2 separate regions of the Mus musculus genome follow, and region 1 is linked to region 2. A link is a loop called in an ENCODE intact Hi-C map of the cell type or tissue named here. Cell type or tissue: left cerebral cortex. All regions are shown on one strand. Links, peaks and the distances in the headings refer to the core of each region. The heading gives the core; the rest is flanking DNA. Region 1 has its middle 96 kb from the start of Gm32245. Region 2 overlaps Nrxn2 (neurexin II).

Region 1 (2,904 bases), core at 201-2,700, 170 kb after region 2:
TCCTGCAGTTCTTAACTACCAGGAACTGATGTAAATTTTACCCTGAATTTTGTCCCTGGCCATTACAAGTTGTAGTATAAGCAGCTATTCTGCCATCCTATGGCAGGGACCACCAGCAATGGATTCCCCATCACCACAATCAGGTCCCCTTCCCAAGGCCTGTCAACTGAGAAGGGTCCCATGAGTATAGATGTCCCTCTATGCAGGGATGCACAGCACAATACGGCTGCACATCAAACGCTACACAGAATGGATCCCTACTTTGGAATGCTTAGAAGCAGAGCCTGGGACCAGGGTTTGCTAGAGGCCAGCCGGCTGGGACAAGTCCCTAGAGGGTAAGGGCAAAGGTCAGGGAAGGGAGGGGCTCAATAAACACTGTGGATTATCTCTCTCAGAATGAGTGTTGAAGTTTAATCCCCATTATGAGAGATTAAGAGATACAGGGCTCTCCCTCCCAAGTGGATTAATCCACTCCTGTGATTAATGGATTGATGAGTTAGTTATCTCCAGAGTGGCCCTGTTATAGAAGCCAGCTGGCCAGATCTCAGGAGAGCCCTGCTTCTTGCCATGTGATGCCCTGTGCAACCTTGGGATTCTGCCAACAAGAACATCATAGATGCTGCCCCTTGACCTTGGACCAGACCCATGAGCCAAAATTAACCTCCTTTCTTGATTGCTTACCCAGCCCGTGGGTTTGTGTTATCAGCAACAGAAAAAGACTAAGACAGAAGGAATGTGACCTTAGAGCTAAGTCCAGCCCTGGACAGATCCAGGGAGGCTTGGGGACATCAGTTGTACACGAGACTTCTCCAGATCTGAGGGAGGGTCCAGCTTCCTGGCCATTGCATTAGTTAGCCATTGACTGTGGGCTATATCCAGAGCCTGCCAGACATGGCCCTCCGTGGAGGGCCCTTCACCACAGAAGGGAGATCTGGTTGGGATGCCAGGAGAAACTGCCAGACAGAGCACGTATGTCCCAGAGCGCAGCCGTCTCCTCTGCTGCCTCAGGCTTATCCACTGATCAATCACCATTCCACTGTCTCTGGTGCGTGTCAGTCACCCATCCAACATGTCCCCAAGTAACAGGGGACACAAATCAAGTTCTGAGAGATGCCTCACTGTGATGACACCCTTCTGGCTTCCTGGAGGGGAAAACAAAAAACAAAAACCTTCCCCATCCCAGCCTACCTCTGGGGTGCCACCCTGACAATCCAGGGGGGTCATCTAGGAGCCGAATGGCCGAATGGGTTCGAAGCCACAGTGTTTCCTTAAAGCCTCCACTAATAAGAAGCAGGTTCCCCTGCGACCCGAGCATGAGCTGCATTTGAGCCCTGAGCTGCACCTCTCCCTCCTACCCACATTTATTCTCCAAGCACTGCTCCTGCCCCCACCCCCAGGCAGTGGTGCTACACTGGGAGCCAGGAACCAAGTGGTCGAGAGCGCCATCTGGTGGGTGAGAGGGCAAGTCACTAGAAGGGACGGGAGAGCCAGGATTGCGATCCATCTATCCCCATGCCTTATCGCAGAGAAGGCTAGGCAAGGAGCTAGGCTGCAACGGAATTAAAGGAAAAAGAGGAAAGGGAAGAGGGGCCAAGGAGCTTCCCCGGGGATGCCTGGACACCTGTTCCAGATGCCTCTGCCTGCCACTCGAGGGAATGGCAAATCACCCAGGACACACCCAGGTCACGCCGAGGTCAGTCTCTGCCCTTTCTCTCTCTTCTGGAGCATTTAAATCCGGTTTTTGTTGGTTGGTTGGTTGACTTGTTCTGAGGCAAGGTTTTATTTAGCCATGGCTTGCCTTGAACTCCTGATCCTTCAGCCCCATTCCTAGCCCCCACCCCCCACCCCCACCCCAAGTTCTGGGACCACAGGCATGTGCCACCATACATGGCTAAGGGGTCATGTAAAAATCCATTTGCAGGCTCATAAGATGATTCAAAGTGCCACAGAGACTGATAACCAGTGAATTCAATCCTGGGGTTCCTGCAAGCTGTCCTCTGACCACCACCACACATATGCACTGTGGCATGAGCAGGCACGCATACAGATACACATACACCAGATAAATATACACTTATTTTTCTAAATTCTGTCTGTTTATTTACAAGAAAACTGGTAAAAAGGTTTTCAGAAAAGGAGCCACGGTCATCTTCACCATCAGCAGCAGTATCCCCTTTGAGAAGGTTCCAGCTAGTGGGGTGTCTATGTAACCTCTCAGCCCTTTAGGGATCCCAGAGTCTGCTAAGCTGGCTAGAGGGTGGACGTCCGAGCTCTGACCTTCCCCTGTGCAGACACATCTGTGGGGCAGAATGGAGGCACTACACGGCTGGAGATGACACATGCCCTGGGCTCTTGCCCTCTGGTTCTGAGAAGGTGAGAGGAAGTGGCTCCATCTGCCCAGGAACACTTGTTAAAGGCGTACAAAGAGACCACCAAGTCTTTCACTTCTCAATTTATACACTTCTCCAAAAGCGTGGTGGTATCTAGAGCTAGCGGGGCTTTGGGGTTTGATCTCATTTTTTTGTATTTTTCAAGTTAAAATGCAGTTGGGAGCCCCAGGCATTGTGTGCCTTGGGACAGAAGAACATGTCATCCCCTGTGAAGAGCAAGCTCGATCAAGCCTGCACTGGGGGGTCTGCACACAGCGCTGTGTGGGCGCCACGGATCCCTGAGTGTCTTGCCATCCTTGCCTTTCTCACTCCCATGGCTCAGCGGAGGACCTGCCACAGAGGCAGTCACAACCAGCAACCTAAAACAGGTGCTGTCTGGCCCTCCACAGAAAAGGTTGGTCACTGGGCCAATAAGATGGCTCAGCTGGTAAGGGCACCTGCTTCGAAGCCTGATGACCTGAGTTTGGTTCCAGGGACCCACCTGGTAGAGAGGATGATTCTGCAGGCAGTCTTC
Region 2 (2,904 bases), core at 103-2,602:
ACCTGGCGTTAGCCACGCTGCAAGCCTATGCTTCCATGCATCTCTTCTTCCAGTTCAAGACCACGGCCCCAGATGGACTTCTGCTGTTCAACTCAGGCAACGGCAACGACTTCATCGTCATCGAGTTGGTCAAGGGGTGAGGGGATGGGCACTGTGGTCCCCTGCTGACCCCGATAGAGCTCCTCCCTGGCCTTTGGGAAGGTTCAACACACCCAGACATCAGGTCAAGAGCCACATCTTTAGTCATCAGCCAGGAGGGTCCCTCTGCAGCCAAGATGGAGAAGCCCAACCCTGCTTCTGGGCTGTTGGCTCCTCGGCCACTTCCTTGCCAGGGTTCCCAGTCACGTCCCTTCTCTGGCCACTGTCCTCTTTATGGCAGAAGTCAGCCAAGTCTTTCTCTTGCCCTGGAGAATTGCGCCCTCAAGTAGTTCAGACCCTGCTTCTAGGGGACCCCTACTGTATTACCAAAACTCCCCTTCTGTCAGGTCCTCTTTTGGGGGCCAAGAGCAAGTGCTTCCGTGACCTCCCTGGGACAAGACTTCATGCCTCAAGCTTCCAGTGCCATTTTTTGGTCCCTTCCCATGGGATCCCTTGTCTACCCCTCTGCCCCAGGCCCCTGGTTTTTCTGCCAGCAGTAGCTCATTCTCGCCTGGCATCTCTGTGGTGCCCGTCTGATCTGGTGTTTCCTCCCTACCGTGGGGCAGGTACATCCACTACGTGTTTGACCTGGGAAATGGCCCGTCCTTGATGAAGGGAAACTCAGACAAACCAGTCAATGACAACCAATGGCACAATGTGGTGGTGTCCAGGGACCCAGGCAACGTGCACACACTGAAGATCGACTCCCGCACAGTCACGCAGCATTCCAACGGTGCCCGAAATCTGGATCTCAAAGGTGGGGCTGGAACCTCTGGAGAAGGCCAGCCTTACCCCAGACCCCCTTCTCCATTGAGATCAATCCCCCGCCCCCTGAAAGGGGGTCAAGGCCGCTCTCCCTCACCCCTCTTTCCTGTTCTCCATGGTGTCTGGCTGACATTTCCCACCTGTGTCTTACTGGGCTCTCCTGTGAAGCCACTTCAGATGGAGCACTGGCCAGGCTATTTCCCACCAGGGTCCCACCATCTCCAGTGACTGTACAGCAGTCACTGAAATTGTCACTGCCAGTCCCCAGTGTAGGTGGCCGAGAGGAAGAGGAGGAAAATGAATAACAGGAGGGGTAGGGGGAGAAGGAGGTGGTGGACTGGGCATTGGAACAGGAGACGTAGGCTGCAGCTATTTCAGAGCCATCTGGGGTCCACGAGACCTCCTTGCACACACATGCCTGGAGCATCCCTTAGCTTTACGGGCTCCACGTGTGTCCGTGTAACCCAAACTGTCAAAACCTGGGGAAGACCTTCAGAGACAGTGGATTCACCTCCCGAGTCCTCAGATCCAGCAGCTTGGTTGGCAGTGCTGCAAATTCACCTTGCTCCCAGGAGAGGGCGATGTGTTACAGAGACTCAGAAGTGGCAGCAGATCCGGGACCCGGGCTTCAGCTATGATGTCCAGGGCTGCCGAAACTCCAGTAGACATGCAGGAGAACTAGGGCCCACGCGGGAGATTAGACATCTCTGAGGAAGGCCTCCCCCAAGAACCCCAGTTGTCAGGAGGACATCAGAGAAGAGAAGGCTGCTGAGAGAAGGCCTGCGGTTCTGGGAAACAAGTCTTTGGGAAGGAGGCAGCGGGGGCGGAAAGGCTGTAGAGCCGCGCATCCATGAAAGGCCCTGATTACAGGACGGAACTGGAATCAAGCGTGTAGGAGAGAACATGGAGCGGGTCCCTCCAGCTGCCCCCCACCCCCACTACCCCAGGCATCTGGCTTCTGAGGGAGGGGAACACACAGATGGCGAAGGGAAGAGAAGAGGAAGAGGTGGTGTTGGTGGGGAAGCTGAGGTTTGCTGTGTCTGTTAGGGATACCATGAGCCTTTCAGGTGTCTGGAGGACCCAGTGGTAGGGTGTCAGCATCCGGGGACAGGGGTAGGGACAAGGTGGGGTGTTGATACCACTGCCTTTGCAGGGGAGTTGTATATCGGTGGCCTGAGCAAGAATATGTTCAGCAACCTGCCCAAGCTGGTGGCCTCTCGGGATGGCTTTCAAGGCTGCTTGGCTTCTGTGGACCTCAACGGACGCCTCCCAGACCTCATCGCTGACGCCCTGCACCGCATCGGGCAGGTGGAGAGGGGCTGTGATGGTGAGTGTGGGCAGTGTGGGGCAGTTAGGTGTGGCCCTGAGGCTGACAGGGGCCTCCTCATGAGCCTGTCCCAAGAGCTCTGGGACAAGGCAGGCAGGCAAAGGACGACCACATACTCTCCCTGTTGCCTCCCACCCCGACTACTAGCCAGAAGCCTAGCAGTCTTTGAGTGCCCCCTGTTCTATCCCACCCCATCATCCCAGTTAGTATCTGGCCCTTCTAGTCTGACGGATCAAAGGGCAGAGCCTCTGGCTGGTTGGGGGAACATCTACAGCCCCTGGGCACGTGGCTAAGCCTGGGGCGTTTCTCCTTCCTGCTCTTTCCAGGCCCTAGCACCACCTGCACCGAAGAGTCTTGTGCCAACCAGGGCGTCTGTCTGCAGCAGTGGGATGGTTTTACCTGTGACTGTACTATGACTTCCTATGGAGGCCCTGTCTGCAATGACCGTGAGTGCCAGCAGGGCTGGGCTGTGGGTGCTGCCATCCTATCCTCAGTCACAGGAACTGTCTGGGTGGGAAGAGGAGGAATTTTTGCTTCCTTCTGCTCCTCCATCACCACAGAGGTCATAGAGGCTAGTGGATGCTGCCCCGCACTGCTGCCCAAGTCTCTGGAGCCATCTGTTGGCAGCTGGCCTCTCCCTGTTCTGAGCTGGCCGGACATCTGATTTCCCTAGA

Evidence for each region. A loop is a pair of places that touch in the nucleus more often than their neighbours do. Peaks named below come from ENCODE experiments on the same cell type or tissue, not always from the same donor. Only the 100,000 strongest peaks of a DNase experiment are listed, where the experiment ranks them.
Region 1: it touches region 2 in a loop (6-fold over the local background); 21 of 42 quality-filtered maps call a loop at or near these places.

What each region holds. Positions count from the first base shown.
Region 1 is chr19:6,662,115-6,665,018 of GRCm38, forward strand. No RefSeq gene overlaps it. Among named protein-coding and RNA genes, the nearest start is that of Gm32245, 96 kb to the left of the region's middle. In left cerebral cortex, for the core only: a CTCF peak has its summit at 1,445 (motif pointing left); a DNase peak (open chromatin) is centred at 1,447.
Region 2 is chr19:6,490,780-6,493,683 of GRCm38, forward strand. It overlaps Nrxn2 (neurexin II), which reads left to right. Exons shown (of 23, transcript NM_001205234.2): 14 at 1-136; 15 at 705-895; 16 at 2,057-2,230; 17 at 2,557-2,676. It overlaps Gm52381 (a long non-coding RNA gene), which reads right to left. Exons shown (of 2, transcript XR_003952843.1): 2 at 225-1,763. Among named protein-coding and RNA genes, the nearest start is that of Gm52381, 5.0 kb to the right of the region's middle. In left cerebral cortex, for the core only: a CTCF peak has its summit at 1,472 (motif pointing right); a DNase peak (open chromatin) is centred at 1,540; H3K27ac peaks cover 823 bases.